Regions from separate parts of the Homo sapiens genome. Here region 1 is linked to region 2. The links are chromatin loops, found by intact Hi-C in ENCODE. Cell type or tissue: endothelial cell of umbilical vein. All regions are shown on one strand. Each heading gives the region's core, and the rest is flanking DNA. Links, peaks and the distances in the headings are about the cores only. Region 1 overlaps NDP (norrin cystine knot growth factor NDP). Region 2 has its middle 97 kb from the start of MAOA.

What was found. Hi-C counts contacts between places; a loop is a spot of excess contacts. Peaks named below come from ENCODE experiments on the same cell type or tissue, not always from the same donor. Only the 100,000 strongest peaks of a DNase experiment are listed, where the experiment ranks them.
Region 1: it touches region 2 in a loop (6-fold over the local background); 7 of 110 quality-filtered maps call a loop at or near these places.

What each region holds. Positions count from the first base shown.
Region 1 is chrX:43,954,217-43,963,825 of GRCh38, forward strand. NDP (norrin cystine knot growth factor NDP) reads right to left here. Exons shown (of 3, transcript NM_000266.4): 2 at 4,256-4,636. The coding sequence starts at 4,429. NDP-AS1 (NDP antisense RNA 1) reads left to right here. Exons shown (of 6, transcript NR_046631.1): 3 at 300-332; 4 at 6,569-6,678. Among named protein-coding and RNA genes, the nearest start is that of NDP-AS1, 9.3 kb to the left of the region's middle. In endothelial cell of umbilical vein, for the core only: a CTCF peak has its summit at 4,446 (motif pointing right); a DNase peak (open chromatin) is centred at 4,475.
Region 2 is chrX:43,554,506-43,564,114 of GRCh38, forward strand. No RefSeq gene overlaps it. Among named protein-coding and RNA genes, the nearest start is that of MAOA, 97 kb to the right of the region's middle. In endothelial cell of umbilical vein, for the core only: CTCF peaks have their summits at 3,514 (motif pointing left) and 5,292; DNase peaks (open chromatin) are centred at 3,506 and 5,366.

The sequences.
Region 1 (9,609 bases), core at 1,077-9,076, 400 kb after region 2:
CATAACTCCGCTCATCTTCAGGGACCCAGGTCAACCTCCAAAAGATCTGTGCTAGGCTGAGGGCACCAAGAAAATTGCAACCAGGGAACAAAGCAGCAGAGAGATGGTGGGGGCTTTGAAAGGGTGGATGGGAACTCAGCTCACTCCAACTAGAAACTGGTCCCTTCACTCCGGTCATGAATCAAACAGATACAAACTGATCTTTGTGCACAGAACACCCCTCCTCCCTCTCTCCCCATTTTCTTGTAAGCATCATGAAGGCAAAAAAATTGTCTCTTTTTTCTTTCTTTCCACTTTAGAGTCTCCAGCACCTTCCACAGCACCTGGACATGGTAGGCACTCAGTATAAATTTGTTCCTTTTAAAAAAATCAAATTATATCTCTCAAGAAGTCTATTGTATTATAAACACAATTTTCCTGACTCCCTCCATTTCTCCTATCACACCATGAGCTTGGTGGGTAGCAGTAGAAGATGGCTTGGGGGTCCTGTTAGGAAGCTGTTAGGACTCAGCCCTTAGCATACCAGGTCCTCTTTTCCTAGGTTTTGTCTCCCAAACCTCTTCCTCCTTATCCTTTGTTGTTGCTCTTCCAGTTCCCCACCTGCTCCTGTGGCCCTTACCGGTTCAGATAGTCATGCCCTGGTTCCATGCCCTGGCCTGGGGCCAGCATCCCCCACTCCTCACCCAACTGAGACTTTCCAGGTCTTCCCTGCCAGTTTGCTTTCCCACCCTCCATTCCTGAAATCCCCTCCCTGGCCCAAGTCCAAAACTCATCCCCCTCCAGCCCCTCCTTCCTCCACTCATCTGGGAAGGAAGGTTAGACAGATATCGGGGCTGTTTCTCTTTTACTTTTATCCTCCCTGTTAGCACCCAGCACAGTGGCTTACATTTACTTTGCTCTTCTGCCCCACCCTGTGCTTAACAAGAACTACAATAAGGTTCATTTTCCTAATCTTTTAAGGCTATAGGAGATCCCAGCAGTTATTGAGATCTCAGTTGTGACTGAAATAGAAAATTGAGTCTAAACACCTGCTTAGTTTATAACTTTATCATCAAGATCATAATATCTTCTATTAAATGGCTATTATGTGCTGGACACCGCTGGATGCTTTACAAATCACCAACACCCATACCCATACCCTCAGGTAGACAGCTCTATTTTGCATGGGAAGAAACTGAGGCACAAAGAAGGAAGTTACTGAACTTCCTCAAAGTCACTCATTCGGCAAGCCATGGAGCTGGAATTGGAAACCAGGTCTCTCTCACTTCAAAGCCTGGCATGCCTCAGTTCTCATAGAGATTCCACCAGGCAGTCTGTTTCCACTATCAACTGGTCTTTTGCCTGTTTGCTCTACAGCCTTTACTCCAAATTTTAGAGAAACTTAGTCTTCCATGAAGATTATAAATGAACCTGCTACTCCCAGGATCTTTTGTACCCAAACCCAGGAGGTGCCACCACTTAAAACTATCAGGCACATCCTAATCTGTGGCCACACTGTCCTCTTTGGTGGGCCACTGTGGCCAGTCTTTTCTGCCTGACTCCCTCTCAGTCCTTTCCGGAATTGCTAGGAGATGGGCAGCAGGGACCTAGGACTGGCCAGCTGCAAGTTCAGGGCTGGGATGAACAGTCTCATTGAAAGCTCCCAGAAAGGCTTTCACTATTATTTATTTTTTCTAGAAACATTGCTGAGTATAAATTATTACTGCCAGCAGATCAGAAGCAGAGCCTGAACTTCTATGTGATGGCTCCTACATTCTACTTGTGTTCCTCCAATATGAAGATCCAAGTAGTGGGAAGATGAATGCTGTAAGGCAGACATTGCCACTCCCTGGCTATATGATATCAAGCAATCTAATTATTTTGGGCTTCAGTTTTCCTTACCAGGATAATGGGAATAATAATGCCTGCCATCACAGGTTTCTTGGCAATGATTATAATATACAATATGAGGTGCCTGACACATATATTAGGTGTTCAAGCAGGTACACTCCCTTCCCTGAGCCTGGGTCACATTCTCCCTTTCTTGCCTTTACAAGGCCAGATAATGGATAAATGTGAGTCAGAAAGCATTAACAATTGGCAGGCAAACAGTAGGCACATGTTTAATAAATAATGACCCTTGAACATGATGTCAAGGGATAATTTTTATAGAGACAAAAAAATCTATCCCAGTCTTTTCTTTGTAAAAAGAAGCTAGGGTAGATTGTTGTTGCCTCTTTTCTAGACATAGGCTAAATGTTTTATCCAAGTCTCTAAAGGCAAACAATTTCATTAAGTGAGACCCATTAGAGAAAAGATCAGCCCGAGAATGTAAGAGTTAAGAATTATAGAACATTTCCAAATGAAAACAGTTTTGCTCCTGGATACATAGAGAAAAATCTAACCTAGAAAAGGTCTGGGTAGTTGAGATTTTGCCAGGCATATTTTATGGCCAGGGAAGAAAGGTTTATAATTGCAAGCACCATTTACATAAAACTATTGCTATATTTGGGATAGTTTGGGATGTTTGAAAACAGATTGTTCCCATGAAATTACAAACATTTCTCCTGCTATCACAATTTTGCGCTGTTATTTGCCATGGCTTTCTGGAAGAAACAAAGGTGAATAACAGTACACTAAAGTCTGTTTCTAAGACTCATGCTCAGAATTCACATGTGAATTTCTTCGGTTTGAGTTCATGATGTCTCTTCTTTGACCTTCGCTAGATTAATGTGATTGTTGCCAAAGTACTCCTCCATCATTTTGTCCAGTCTTTCCAGATTGTTTTCTAGTTTTTATAGATGCTCCTATTTCTTTGTTCCTTTCTATCATCATAGTGACACTTTCTTTGAAATAATTTTAATTCCTTTTTTTAAAAAAGAATCACGATTATGGAGGACAACTCAATACGGAAAGAAATTATCCATGGAATAAAATCACTAAATATTCATGCTGTCTGTTTCTGAAGGGGGAGGGAAGGAGAAACTAATAATTGCTGCAGTCAACCTTACATGGGCCCACAATTTCTGAGCAATCACACTTGTAAAAGCACTTCTCATGTTTTTTCTCAATTTGTTTTAGTTTCCCTTTCCTAAGAAGGAATTGTGGCCCTGCAAAAATTTATGTTCATCTATTTACTCCATTTTTTTTTGGTTCTACAAGCACAAATAAGAGCCAGAAAGTTTTTATTAAGTGGAAAATCTCTATTTTTTCCCACAGTCATAGATCTTATTAATATAATGGTTAAAATGATTTAACTCGAATTCTGATCCTCCTAAACTAAAATGAATCATCATCACTGAGCTATAATCAGAGAAATTAATGGAAATTTTCAAGGCATACAAAAGTCATAATGTTTTTGAATGGAGAGTGGAGGGATTGGCTTATATGGTCTTAATTCTGGTGATTGATACTATAAAAAATTCTTAATTATACTGGTAATTTCAAAAATTACTTGCCATACGAGAATGTTTAAGTGATTTTCATCTCAAAACTAAATGTAAAAATCTCTGAGGTTGGGCTAAACAAATTATTATTTACCAAGTGTGGACAAATTTCATTCATTGTGCCTGTTTAGGGGCAGTGACAGTCGTGAGATCTCGTATGTTCCACCCTACAATGTGCCTCCCTTCTGGGTGGTCCATGTAGCTGGCCACTCTTGGTGGCCTTTTAAGCATGATATTCCCTTGCACACCACTGAGGCACGGACTGCCTCTGCAAGAAACATGCATCCTTTTCCAAATGAGAACGATTTGGATAAGCAATGTAAAAATGATAAATGATCATATTGCCATCTTATCTTTTGAAATCATTTGAACAGAAATGTAGCACCTGAAGAAAGGCTCAGACCACAAAGCCAGTTATTTCACCAAGAATCTCTTTAAAGAGCCCTCCAAGAAGTATGTTCCACTGCTCAATCGCATTCTTTGCATTCTCTTCCTCTTTATTGATGATGGAGCTAGAGAGTTATGATGACTTGTAAACTCCATTTTTCTTTTTTGGAAAAGCACACTACCACTCATAAACATCACAGCCAGGGACAAAGGACACCTGTCCCACTGGATGGGTGTGCACATGATTGATTAGGCACTTTTACTGATAACAGTGCAAAGCACGGGGGGAAATTCTAAAAGCCTCATTCTCCCACAAGCCCTGTGGGCCAGCCACATCACTTAAGTTTGGGCTATGATCTTAGTTCTCCATCCCCTGACAAAGAAATATGGCTTCTTGCCTGTTTCTGAGGGAAATGCTCTCCTCACAGAGACCTTGGTCTTACCTTTGAGCTACACTTGTACAATGGGTGACTGATAGAATCCACATAGTGGTGCCTCATGCAGCGTCGAGGGTCCGAGTCCATTATGAATGAGCTGTCCGTTTTACTGTCTGTATCTCCCATTATCACCAGCAGGGAGAGCATAGAAAAGGATGCAGCTAGTACATGTTTTCTCATTGTTGTAAGGAAAAACTTCTCTAGAAGAACAGCAGAGGGAGGCAGAGGACAAAAAATTGGAAATGGCTTCACCTCCTAGGATCCAGTCCCGTTCAAGGAAAGGGCAGGATCGGGCTGAAGCTTTCTGGTTGTCATTGTCCTTTATGTGCTGGAGTTTTGTCTTACTCTTTGCACTTGCAATCCATCATCACAGTATCTGCTGCACAGCTGGAATGAAAACAGAAATTACTTTCCCCAGAATTATTTACCCAGAACCACTAATGGAACCCAGGAGGTATTAAGTAGAATTTTTCCATGTTATTTTGAGAGGAGAATATTGGTTTCTAGAGCGTCATTAGCAAAGGCTGTCATCCATTCCACCCCAACTCCCATAGCTTATGCTACATATTTATAACCATTTGGAGGTGGACACAATGGTTTAATGGAAGCACATGTTGACTTTAATTGCTGAAGTCCATGTTCCTAGGGCCAAGAATAGTTTGAACCCATGTTAAAGATTAAACATGTTGTTCTGGCAACAACGTAACCGAATTGGGTGGTCTCATCTTTGTCCTTGGTTGGTCGGGGCGGGAGGGTCTATTCAGTTTCTCAGCAAGCTTTGGTGTCAGCGTCAGCTTACAGGGCTAGAGAGGAGGCAGGTCAGCACTAATGAACACAAGCCATGTCCCACAGGGAAGCACATTTTCCATTTCCAAGTCCATACTCACCCACCCACCTAATTTTCCACTTCTGTGCTCTAGGCTCATCCTGTTTTTGTTTTAAGCCCCATAGCACCCAGCACTGATGACAAACTGCATCTGAAATACACATTATGCTAACTGGCCTCCAGCATGGTTAAGGTATCACACGCGTATTTGCCAACAGAGTCACATTTCTGCAGAGCCTTTGTAGCCTGGGCACATGGTGTAATTCGAAAAAGAAAGCAGTTGTTGGAACAGACTTACCATTAAAATAGGATCATATTATACCGGTTTTTCTGAAATTTGCTTTGTTCTTTTGACCATACCTCTTGGACAAAGGACTGGGGTCCAGAGATCTCTCCAGATTACCTCACTAACTCCCCAGGCATAGCCAACACTGGTGCCTTCTTTTTTTTAACCACAACAGAAGACAGAAAGTATCAAAAATATTTTCAAACATTTAGGAAAATTGGGAGGGCCTGCTATTACATCCAAAACAAAAGGAACATGATAATTAAAGCTTCGGGAAAACTTTCAAAGGTATTTCAGATAAAAGTTTGATCATTTTGTTCATAGGCAACATTTTCCTTAACTTCCTACTCATGAACAGTCTGAATAAACAGGGCAAAGTGTTGATAAAATCAAGATTAGGAGTTCAAGTTGGCATAAGCCAATTTATTTTGCACTAATAGAATGGCATCAGACCCATTTAGCCTCAATTAGCTGTCTTGGAAGTGTGAGGTAGGGGATCCTAAGTGGAAAGGGGTGTGTGAGATAGGGCTGTTTCAGAGCACAGAATCCCTGGCAATAGCAAAGCCTCAGCACATGTGCCTCAGGGAAGTCCTATAAATTGCAGGAAGGGCAAGGACCAGTAATGAGGGAACCCACCTGGACTTGAGTCCTGGCACTGCCATTAATTAGCTGGGGAAGCCTTACACAAGTCATTCAACCTCCTCTAGCCCAAGTTTCCTCATCTGTAGAGGGAAGGAGTTGACAGAGATGGCATCTGCTGTCCCTTTGTGTTCTAAAATGCCACCACTTGATAACTATGGATTCAGTTACTATCATCTCCATATGCAGACAGTGAGCCCAAAGTTGACGAGACCATATTCCAGCACAACTTTGCACCACTTTATGTTCATGCTAATAGCAACATCTCATTGAAATAAATCAAACCTGTGCCCAAAGTTTCAAATCTGCAAAGGATGCAGAAGAGCATGTTTGTTTTCTTTTCATCTGCATAATCTGGGTTTTCCTATACACGTTACCCTGAAAATTACCAAGACAACAACTCAAAGAGCCAGAACTTTCTTGGGGTCCACTTTCAGAGGATGAAATATTACTGACCATTTCCCAAGTTTCACTGTGACTAAATTATCCCAAGTGGTTATCTGTCTCTTTGAAGCCTTAATTAGTGTCAGAAAGAGAATTGATTAGATTTCACTGCTTCGGTCTACAGATATTTCCCCCAGGAGTCAATGGCAAAAGGATGAAGAGAGAAGCAGACATTCCAGTCCTGGCCCTTCTTCTGCACTGCCAGCAACTTCTCTTCAGAGCCATGGCCAGGAGGTATGGTTAAATGAGCAAAGCAAATTAAAGAACATCATGTACAGCATGATGGCAAAAACAAGCTACATCAATAACAAAACCCTATACATGTGTATGCATCGTTGTATTTATTGGCATTTCCACTTTCTCCACAGAAAAAGGAAATATAAAGGGCCCTTAAAGATAGAAGAGAATTTAAGAGAATAAAAGTCTCATTTAAGAGAATGAAAATTAAAGTACTTTGAAATACATTGTTCAACCAATCAGATTTACAAAGATTCCGAAGTCTGATCATGCACCCTATTGGCAAGGCTGTGGGAAAACAAGTCCATTTTGGAGAAAGTTCAGTATAAATTGGTCCAAACTCTGTAGAGGCCAATCTGGCAATACCTTTTAAAAATGCAAATGTATATAATTTAGACCCAGCAATTCCACTTCTGTGAATTATCCTACATGTGAAATCACATGAGCACATGGCTGAAATAGCATAAAATTGGAAACAGCATGAAATATCCATTAATAGGGGACTGGTTAATTATATTCTAAAATGTTCACACAACAATATACTAACCAACTATATATGGAAGGATGCAGAAACTCTATGTATTGATTTGAGTTAAAATGGAGAGAGATAAAAACACATATTTGTATAGCAAAGCTCTGAAAGGATACCCAAGAAACTAACAAAATTAGTTACCTGTGGTAGTTGAGGGACAGGCATGAGAGAAAGACTTTTCACTATATATCTTTTCGTATTTTTAGATTTTTGAGCTTGTGAATGTATACTTTATTTAAAATTTCATTAAAAAATAAGGCTTTCTCTTTTAAAAGCTCAGCTTAAATATGGTAACTAAGTTAATGGATGTTTACTGTTTGTGCCAGTTTGAGTATTTTAAAAATATTATATTTTTATTTCTTATAATTACGGGAAGGCATGCTAGTCTCTTAGTCAAATACTCTTCCAGGGCGACCACATAGTTCTTGTACATTACTGCCACCTAGTAGCACCATCCTGAATTGCAAGCACAGTTTAAAATTTTTTCCTAAAAATGAATAAAACACTTTGCAAGCAGATATTATGACATTTACACAGATAAAGAGATAGTTAATGTCACATACAATGTAACTTGATCATCTGGCTTTCTCTTTAGAGATGGTGAGCTGAACCCAGAAGTAATATTAAAGAATGAAAGATTGACAGGAAATGTTGCTTTACCATTAATTCTAAGAAACAGATTTTTCATTTCAACACACTCAGAAAACGTGAGAGTTGTTGCCCAGTTTTTATCTTAAATTCTGAAATAAGAATGTAAGCAACAATGTAAATATGCCACAAAACTCACAGAACCCTCAAAACAAAAACAAAAAGGTAAGATTCTGAAAACATAACCTGGGATTTTTTTTTTTTTTTTTGCCTTGAGTGTTCAAATTGAATGAACCAACACTGTTGTATTGAAGAAGAAATGAAAACAAAGCTTAAGAAAAGAGCAATGCTAAGTCAAGTTGTCAACATTGTGTTGCTCAGGGTGTGCATAGGTGAGAATGTGCAAAGTATGGGAGTGGGAGGAAGACCTCACAAAGAGGAAAATCAGGAATTAAGAAAATGTACACCACTGAGATCACCACTTTCTGGCAGCCTAGAATTATCTCTGCCTTGTAGCAGCTTCTGTTGTTTTCTCAAAACTAAATTAATTCCAGTTTGCCTTAATTTTTTAAGACGTGTCATAAAATCAAATGCTGCCTACGAAGACTTAGAACCTTGGCCCAGGCAATAATGGATTGAACAAGAGAATGACTCTCTTGCTGAACTCAGTAGCCCTGTGGCCACGCTATGCTCTGGATACAGTCTCTGAGACATGGACTTGGCCGACGTACAGAGCCCACATTCTAATAGCTCCAATGTGGAGCCTCTGCCGGCAGGAGAGGCACGTAGGCTGGCGTGCCCGACTTTGGAGCTACCTTCCAAATGATACCAGTGGAAAAGAACAACTGGTGCCCAGATTTCCCCACCTGTCATCCTCAGGGAAATAATATAGCAGAGCTTACAGCGGGCCCAGCCTCCTGGGTGAGAGATGGTGTTGTGCCCACAGATCAGCTCACTCTTGGGCTGACCTTCTGGCTGGCAGAGGGTAAAGTGCTGGTTTCACGCAAGTTATCTCAGCAACAGGCTAAGTGGTATGTGCCAAGAATGGCCTTATTCTTGCCTTGCTTGCCAGGCACAGGAGGGTGGTGCTTCAGTATCCATATTTCCCCCTAGGCTGTTTTCAATACTAATGTATACTGATATTCCCTTCTGTGGCTTCTTTCAACAAATATTTTTTAACATGTATTTATTGAGCACCTACTGTGTGTCTCCTTTTGCTCTAGCAGATAAGAGATAGGGTCAGGGGAAAAATATAGTTCCTATCCTCGATCCCTCTTCTAGCTCACTGACTCTGCAGGCAGAGTCTTGGCCTGTTGTTTTCCTGGATGGTTTTTAGACACATTGATAAACTCTCTGAACATCTAATTTGTATCCAGTATTCATTGCATCATTTCTAAGAAGACCAAGTTAAGCAAATAAAATATAATGACCTTGGAATGGAGTCAGTATATCAGCCAGAATTACTTGATATTTATTGTAATTTTTTAAAAAATTATGGTATGAAGCATAAATAAAGTGAAGATAGTAGAACATAAAGCCTCTATCAAAGAAATTGCAAAAACATCAAAGATTTATAAGTGGAAGAAAGCTTGCTAGATAACCCTAGATAAAACTTCATACAGTACTAGGATCAGAAAAGCAAGAAACTCTAGGTCTAATTTAGAAAGTGTGAAGTGTTAAGTAGCCCCTTCCCAGGAACTCAAAGGATTCCAATTGGATCTAGTCAACTAGATGCCTTGGAGAATAAGTCAAATGCCTCTTCCCAAGGCAGTTAATTTATAAACTGTAAACAGCATGTTGGATTTTAT
Region 2 (9,609 bases), core at 972-8,971:
AGAAAAGAAAGCCATACGTTGATGAAAAAATTTTCCTGAGAATAGAAAGAGACTTGATCAGGATGCTGGCTTCTGCACCAGTATTTACATTGCCAAAAGAGAATATGGTCCTGGGTTTACGAAAAGACCAACTGAAGATTCTACACAAAATCTTCTCCTGGTCATGGGATTTAACCCCAAAGAAGTACCTGTGAGTGGAGATACTAACTAACAAAGCCTTGTAAGTGAAGAACTGTAACTTGGAGACCAAGGCAAATGTGAGATAATCTGTAATATGGGTAAAAGGAGATTCTAGCACCATATCAAAGAGAGCACCTCAGCTATCACAGGTCACTTAATAGAAACAGAATTGAATTGCATGGTAAAGGAAATCAAAATATTTTACCCCAAAATATATTTCTTTGACAAATTTTGAAATCGCTGTCATAGAGCCAGAAGATTGAGATGGAAGAAATTTGTATCTGTAGAGAATCTCTACTAAAGCAGCCAGGCCTTCCCTTTCTAGGCTTTTCCTGGATCTGGAAGAAGTCTACTAAAAGTCTGATAACTTTAAAAGTCTGAAAAGAAACACTTACAATTTATTCCCTCTGAGGGCTACTACCTATGAGGCTTCATCTATATAACAAGACTACTTTTGCTAGCCAAACCTCTTCCTTTCTCACTCCCATGACCTGTCTTGCCACGAAAACCTGATTTACCAACATATCTGTTTTGGGCCATGCTCTGAGCCTGCATTCTTTCTATTGCCTCGAGATAATAGATAAACTTCTGTACTCTGTTGGGGGGTTGGATCTTCCTTCTGAAGGATCCCATGTATACATGTTAAATAAATTTGTATGCCTTTTCTCCTATTAATCAATCTGCCTCATGTCCATGATTTTTCAGTGAGGGCCTTGGCCCCCACAAGGGCAAGACAAGTAGAACCCTTTGGAGTTCCAAGCAATTTCTTTGCTTTTCTCCTCCTCAGGGTGCAGCAAGGTGGACCCTTAGGATTGTAGGATTGGCTAAACCACTATTCTTGTGCTTGTTACAAAGAAGAAAACCTAGAGAGAGAGGGGCTAAACTCTCTGCTAATATGAATCTAAGAAGACAAGAGGGCTGGGTGGAGTGGCTCATGCCTGTAATCCTAGCACTTTGGGAGGCCAAGGCAGGTGGATTGTTTGAGCCCAGGAGTTCGAGACCAGTCTGGACAACATGGCAAAATCCTGTCTCTACAAAAAATATTAAATACCAAAAATTATCCGGGTGTGGTGGCATGTGCCTGTAGTCATAGCTGTTCAGGAGGCTGAGGTGGGAGGATCACCTGAGCCTGGGAGATCAGGGCTGCAGTGAGCCATGATTGTGACACTGCACTGCAGCTTGAGTGACAGAGTGAGACCTTGTCTCAAAAAAAAAAAAAAAAAGAAGAAGAAGAAGAAGGACAAGAGCAGCTTGGGGCATTGTACTTGGGGGGGCATTATTTTTTTTCCCTGAATCTAATGTGATCAGAAAATGTTGATTTGTAAAGCTATGTTTTGAACACCCCAACAAGAACTCCTAAGGGAAAATTACTCTAATTTGTTTTTGTATGATCTGTCTTGATTCCTGGGGATTTCATTTGAATATGGACTTGTACAAATCACAATCATCAGTAATATTTCTCTGAATCTTTTTCCCATGCCTGCTAAAGTAAGATCTTCGGGTTGGGGTGGAGGGAGAGGAAAGGACAGAGGCACTATTTCTAGGAGTCTCCAAGGGACACCTTGCCTGAGCCCACAGAAATATTTCTTTTTGCCACTCCATGGCATTAGCCATTTCTTTTTTCTGCTGTGTTTCCCTGTAGCTGAGATGTCAGGCCACCCATGCCCTCAAGAGGCAATGTCCTTCAGTTTATAACAACTCTGTCATCATAGGTGAGAGCCTTGGCACTGCCACGGGTGAGATAACATAACAGGGCAACTCACTGGGTTATTTAGAGCCTTTGTTCTACCATATCTGGGCTATGTTTTCCTCAGAAGCAGAGACAATTCCTCTTTCCTCATCTTGGCATTTTAAATGCTACTCCAAAACAAAGCTGCACTGTTTTAGATCCTGAGTAAAAGCATTTCAATGCAGCTATTCTGCCAGTTTTTTCCTGTAGTTTTCTCACCCCAGGACTTCAGCGTCAGTCAGTGGGGATTAGATTGGAGAACTGGCTGAGCAGTAGGACATGTTAATACTCAAAATCATCCCAACCCCGATTAACATGGGCATTGTTATTAGGAAGGACAGTTGAGACAATCCACTTTGTTTGGAGGAGTTATTTCCCAAGAGACTTCTTGATCTTTCATCGAAGGGGAAACCTGGTGACCCCTAGCTCCACTGAGCAGAGGCAAGAAGCTCACAGACAGACTCTTGCTACCCATGCAGAGATCATATTGCCCCATGTTTAGTGAAACACAGTGACTGGACAATGGGGGTGAAAAGTGAGGAGTGAGCACTCCGAAGCTTGAAGGCAGGGGTCAGGTGTCTCTACTTCTCTCTAGTATTTAGACCACACCCTCTTATATCTGTTATCCGCCTGGTGCTAATCTGTTGTGAGCACAAAAGATAAGAAGCAGAGAGACAAGGCAATGTCTTCTTTCCAAGTGAAGGTATATTGTGAGCATAGGTACTAACGGGAAGGTGGCAAATACGCTGGAAAATACCCTGACACATACAGCATTAGCACACAGGTATTTTTTGTTGGATGCTGTAAAATTCAGAGAAAGTTTGCCAAGAGGCAGAGTGAAAAAAAAAATTGGGTTATTATTTTAGAAACTGATTTTGAAAGAAGGAAGATTAAAAAAAGAAAAAAAGCCTTCTTACTAGAAGATACAGCTGACCTCAGAAATAAGCAGATGCGCCTCCACCACCAGGAGACAGTTTTAGAAAGGATTCCCCCTTGTTAGCTCAAGTTTATTCTTATCCCTAAGCACAAACTCCCTAGGGGATTTGGACACAGGCTGATTGCAGAATTCCATATGTTGAGAGCCAGAGTAGCATAATAGCAGGGAATACAGACTTTGAAAGCAACCTGCCTGTGTTGAAAGACCTTAGATGTGACATTTAACTAGCTGTGTGCTAGTGAGCAACTGACTTAACCTCTCTATGTCTCAGTTATCCCTTTTTGATAGATGAGGTGAGGACGCCTGCCTTACATAACTGCAGTAAGAATCACGTGGCTATATGTCAAAAGCGCTTAGCTCAGTTCTCTGCACATAATCATTCGAAAGATGTTGGCTTTAACATTTTGTTACCATCTAATTTTAAGATTGACACAGTAGAAATCAGAAATCTAATATGTATGCAGATATTTAGACTCAGGGCTCAACTTGCTTTAAAACTTTGTTCTAAAGAATATAATTTACTTAAGTATATTTGAATTTTTACAAGTTATTTGCACAAATGTGCAGAAATCCAATTGTATTACCAAACATGATTAAGACCCACCATCTTGAATCACGGAAAACACGTTTCCGGCAAAGCTGGGCTCTGAGATTATGGTACAGTGCTGACATCTGGTGGCAGCAAGCCCTGAAACATGAAATTGAAGTTCTCTCACTAAAAGGAAATAGGTAAACACCCATAAATAAGCCTTCATAAAGGAAATAGGTAAACACCCATAATAAGTTTTCATTGGGCGGATAGGTTTTAGAACTCCTTCAAACTCTAAAATATAAATGAGTCTTAGAATTTTTATAGATAAGAAACTCCAAATGACTAATAAACATACTAAAGATGCTTATCTCCCCTAAAAACCAAAGAAATGAAAACTGAAGCAATTAGATACCATTATACCATTTTTATCCAACAGACTGAGAAATAGTAAAAAGACTGATAATACTAATTGGAGATGAGTATGGAAAAATTGGGACTTTCAAACACTGCTGTCCAAATTTGAAGTGCTATTTTGCTGTACCAATAGACATTTAGCAGAATCTGGTAAAAGTGATGATGTGCATGGCCTGTAGCTCAGCAATTCTAGTTCAGGGTATGTATTCCAGACCCCAGGAAAAGCCTGTGCTCAAAGAAATGTGGTAAGGATACAAATAATACATGGCAGCATTATTTGTAACAGCAAAAAAAAAAAAAACCTGGAAACATCCTAAATGTTCAGCAATAGGATGATGGCTAATATGTCACATGCACATACTTAAAAGGATAAAACAGTAAAATGAAATGCACTAGAACCACATGCATCAACATGGATAAATCTTGAAAACAACAGTGAGACATGGAAACTTCAGAATGTCACATAGAGTATGCTATTTATTGAATATAAAAACACAAGAGAATACTATATATTGTTTTGGAAAACTAAACATATAATATAAAAATATAAAATGGGAAGAAACCCATCAACTTCAGGGTAGTGATTACCTTTAGGGAGGGAGGAGGGAGAATAGGATTGGGAAGGGGAATAAAGGAAGTTTAACTATAACTGCAATTTCAGTTATTAAAATTTCTTAATCTCTCTAACATTTTTATACCATTTATTTTTTGCTATTTATTGTATCCTTCAATATTTTCTGCACATTTATATACATACAATGGAATATTACTCAGCTATAAAAAGGAATGAAATTCTGATACATGCTACAACATTGATGAATCTTGAGGACATTATACTAAGTGAAATAAGCCAGTCATAAAAGGACAAATATTGTATAATCCCACTTCTATATAGTACCTAGAATAGGCAAATTCATAAAGACAGAAAGTAGAATAGAGTTTACTGGAGCTGGGGGTAGGAAGAATGAGGAGTTATTGTTTAATGGGTAGAGATTTTCTGTTTAGGATGATAAGGAAGTTCTAGAGATGGATGGTGGCAATGGTTGCACAACAATGTGAATGTACTTAATGCTACTGAATTACACACTTAAAAATAGTTACAATGGCTTTATGTTTATATATATATATATAACCACACATAAAAAAATTAAAAACCTATAAGTCAGTTCCTGCCCTTTGGGCAACCACTCCAAGCATGGCAGAGAAGTAGGATATCTCCATATCTGTGCTGGCAGTTGTACAGAAGTTGGTGGAGAGGCAAAGAGGTGGCTGTCGCTGGCATTTCTTTTTTTTTTTTTTTTTTTTTGAATTAGAGCTGTAGTAAGAGGATGAAACCAAAGTTTAGGTTTCGGCATCTAAAGACTAGAAAAATTGTATTTTATTGCTTCTTGAAATGCTAGCTTTTGCTGCCCTCTAACCAACAGGAGACCAGGGCCAGCTGAGCCTTCTTGTCTTTGAGTAAGGTCTGCTTCTTTCACTCCCCCTGGGCCCACCTCCCCTGGGGAGGTGTGACTTGATTCAATTTCCTGAGAATCTGGGGTGTAGTGAAAGGATGCCAGAAGGTGGCAGCAAAAGACCACCTCGTGGAAAAGACCTTCTGCTTTCTTCTCTTCACTCTCCTGGGCATCTGGCAGAAGTTGGCTTTGATTGCCAGGGTCCCCACCTCAATTCAAGATGAAGCCTAGTGTAGTAACACCATGCCTGGGGCCAAGAGAGACACACCAAGCACAAGGTAATCAAGAGGCAATAATTCAAGAAAGGGTGCTTCCAAAGGCAAGGGAAGGATAGGAAAAGATATAGGTGAACCTGGCCAGTTAAACTCAATGAAACTTCCTATGTTTGGGGCTCTGTGGACCCAAAGCTGGGTAAAGCAATCTCTTTCCTTGAGACATAGTCTAGTAAGAGAGATTAAATATATGCGCTTACATGAGGAAAAACAAAAGATCAAGGCCCAAGGTTTTTGGAATGAGCCCACGTTGGGTATTTTCCTTTCCCCTCCAGATCTACTTTTTCTACCCTTTTCCTTACCTCTCCCTGTCCAGAGATGCTGATCTGTATAGATTGGAAGCCAGAAGATAAAGGCACCTGTGAAAATGTTGGCAAGATGACAAGGAAATAGGTAAATGTGCTCAGGCTTTTATTCCCAGGACTCCCTCCTGTGATGTTGCCTTGGCCTGGCCCTGTTGCGGAAGATCTGTTCCTCTCAATGGGCCTGCTCTACAGGATTCTCTCTCATTCTAGTTTCCAGCAACCTTTCCTTCCCCTCATCTCTTCTAGCCTAGTGGTAGTAGTAGCTGCTTCTAGTCTTGGGTTCCTGCACTCTCTTGTAGTCCTCTTCACCCCACCTATGCTTTAATTAAACCCTTTGTAAATAAACCCTCCTTAAATGATCCTAATTCGTGTATGCCATCTGTTTCCTGTTGGGATCCTGCCTGACACAACACCTGGCTAAATTATATTCATCCTCTACAACTAAGCTCATATAAAACAAGGAATAGCAAGGAGTGGTTTACATGAAGGCTGTGGCATGTTTTCACAGAGGACTATGAGTAATTCAGTACCACCAGAAAATAAGTTATAAGACTAGACGTGGCAGTTCAGTTAAAGGTGACAAGGAGTTAATATGAGACACGAGGTTCTCTTGATCTGGCACCTAGCATCTTAAACTTATGTCTGAGGAATAAAGGCAGTTCTTAAAGGGCACCGATTAGTTAAGTGGTTTAGAATCTTGAATATAATTTCTACCCAACATAGAGATTTAAGACAGTAGTTAAGGCATAAAGTTAGCAACATGGAAACCAGTTAGGAAAAATTTACCACAACCTAAAGACATGGCAATTTGAACCAGATTTTTTTTTTTTAAGTTTTAAGTTCAGGGGTACATATGCACAATGTGCAGGTTTGTTACATAGGTAAATATGTGTCATGGGGTTTGTTGTACACATTATTTCATCAGCCAGGTATTAAGCCTAGTATCCATTAGTTATTTTTCCTGATACTCTTCCTCCTCCCACCTTCCATCCTCCAATAGGCCCCAGTGTGTGTAGTTCCCCTCTATGTGTCCATGTTGAACCAGATTCACGGTACTTGGAATGCATATGATAAATATTTAGAAGGTAAAACATCAATAGACCTGGATATTCAAATATTAGGGATGTCAAGGAATAAAATAAAACCACCAGAGGTTTAAAAATTACAAAATTGGGTGCTATGGTTTGAATGTTTCCTCTAAAACTCATGTTGAAATTTAACTGTCATTGCAACAGTATTAAAAGATAGGACCTTTAAGAGGTAAGACCTTTGGCTGGGTGCGGTGGATCACACCTGTAATCCTAGGACTTTGGGAGGCTGAGGCAGGCGGATCACCTGAGGTCGGGAGTTCAGGACCAGGCTGACCAACATGGAGAAATCCCGTTTCTACTAAAAAAATACAAAATTAGCCAGGCATAGTGGTGCATGCCTGTAATCCCAGCTACTCAGGAGGCTGAGGCAGGAGAATCTCTTGAACCCGAGAGGCAGAGGTTGCGGTGAGCCAAGATTGCACCATTGCACTCCAGCATGGGCAACAAGAGTGAAACTCCATCTCAAAAAAAAGAGGTAAGACCTTTAAGAGGTGATTAGGTCATGAGGACTTTTTCCTCATGAATAGATTAATGCCATTATCACAGGGGTGGACTAGTTAGCCCAAGAGTTTGGCCCTCTTTTTCTCGCTGTACCTTGTGCACTCTCACCTTCTCTCACCATGTGATGCCTTCCACCATGGGATGATGCAACATGAAGGATTTCACCACAGGCGGACCCTGAATCTTGGACTTCCCAGCCTCCAGAACCATGAGCCAAATTTATTTTGTTTATAAATTGTCCAGTCTCAGGTATTCTGTTCTAGTAACACAAAATGGACTAAGACATTTAGTCGATTAACTTCCTAGGCAAAGGAAAGCATGCCTTTGAAGAAATGCACTGATTTCTTCACTGAGAGAAAAAAATAGTTTTTAAATACCAGGCAGCAGGTTTCATAGTGGTTATACTAATTGAGGATTAAAAACTAGCACTCTGGCTAACATAGAATGAATCCATAGGTCTGACAAGGTTGGTTTACTCAATTCCTATTATTCATTGGTGAGGAAAGCATCATCAGTTAGGTCCAGTCAGTGTTTGGCTTACCAGGGGCACTCAAACAGTGTGGTTTTAGTTTTTTGAAAACAAAAATACTTCATCTGTTTACAGACAGTTGCAATGACGCACAACATTTAGTTTTGGTATTTCTTAGGCAAGTGTTGCTGTACTTAAAACATCTTCCTTTGGTAATGAGGGCACTGGGGAGGAGGACATGGGGGAAGGGAAGGTGATGAAAGCATTGAAGATCCTCTCAGGTTACTGCCTTACATGATGAATTGGATAAGAATACCATTGACTGTGGTCCTGAATACCAAAAAAAAAAAAAAAAGGGGGGGGGGTTATGGGTAGGCAGGTGATGAGAAAAAAAATCAGACATCTTGGCCATAGTGAATTTGAAATACCAGTGGGATAGACAAGTCTGCAATACAGAGGCTCTAAAGAAAGGCTTGAGATACAGCTCTGGCAGCCAGCATTGCTCAAGAGGAGCATGAAGAAAGGCAGTGAGCGAAGAAAGGCAGTGGGCAAAGAAAGATTGTGATGGTTAATTTTACATGTCAACTTGGCTGGGCAAACAATGCCGGGATATTCAGTCAGACATTATTCTGGATGTTTCTCTGAAGGTGTTTTTGGATGAGATTAACATTTAAATTGGTGGACTTTCCCTCCATAATGTGAGTGTGCCTCATCCAATCAGCTGAAGGCCTGAATTGAAGAAAAGACCAACTCCCCCCAAGCAAAGAGGAATCTGGCCAGCCGATGGTCTTCTGACTTGAACTGCAACATCAGCTCTTCCCTGGGTTTCCAGTCTGAAGGAATTCAGACCTGAACTGTAGATTTTGGACTTGCCAGCCTCCATAATCACATGAGTCTATTCCTTAAGTGGCTCTACATACACACACATCCTACTGGTTCTGTTTCTCTGAAGAACCCTGACTAACACAGACATCTATCCCTCAGCCTTTTGCTATTTACATTAAAGTAGGAAAGTAACTATTTTCGGGTGGAATGAAAACATCTTTCCTTTCCTGAAAGGAATAGAGATCCTTGACAGCAGGAAATACATATTAGTCAAGCTTATACCACCCATCCCTAACCCTGCCCCTCATCCAGGATATGGAGAACCAGTTTTCTGTTGCTCATAATTTTAACTCTAGTGATACTGACACTAGATAATGACTCTGGTGATAGGACTATTAAGTCTCCTCCTGACTGGCCATCAGACTTCTTCTGAGGGAAAAAAAGAGACCCTATCTCTAAAGGGATTGATGAAAGAAAATAGGGCCAGCTTCTCCATATCTTGTTCCTGCAAAGGTAAGGCATAGTTTTGGGCACTGTCCTCTTGAGGAGAAGTTTTAGCATCTCCAGACTCATTCTGTTTCATAAGGCTAACAAGAAACCCTGAGTGGGCATCTGCTTGAGAATCACTGACCTAGGGTACTTCTTTTCAAACTCTAACATGCATATGAATCACTTGGGGACCCTGTTACAAAGCAGATTCTGATTCAGCAAGTCCTGAGTAGGGCCTGAGCATCTACATTTCTAGGAACCTCCTGAGTTATGCCTATTCTGTCAATTCATGGTCCCCAGTTTAGTAGCAAAGTCCTAAAGAGCAGGAAGTTACAAATGCCCAACTGACTTCTTTACAAAAATCAGGATAGCTTTTTGAAGAATTAGGCAACAGGCTTCACGTGGCCCAGT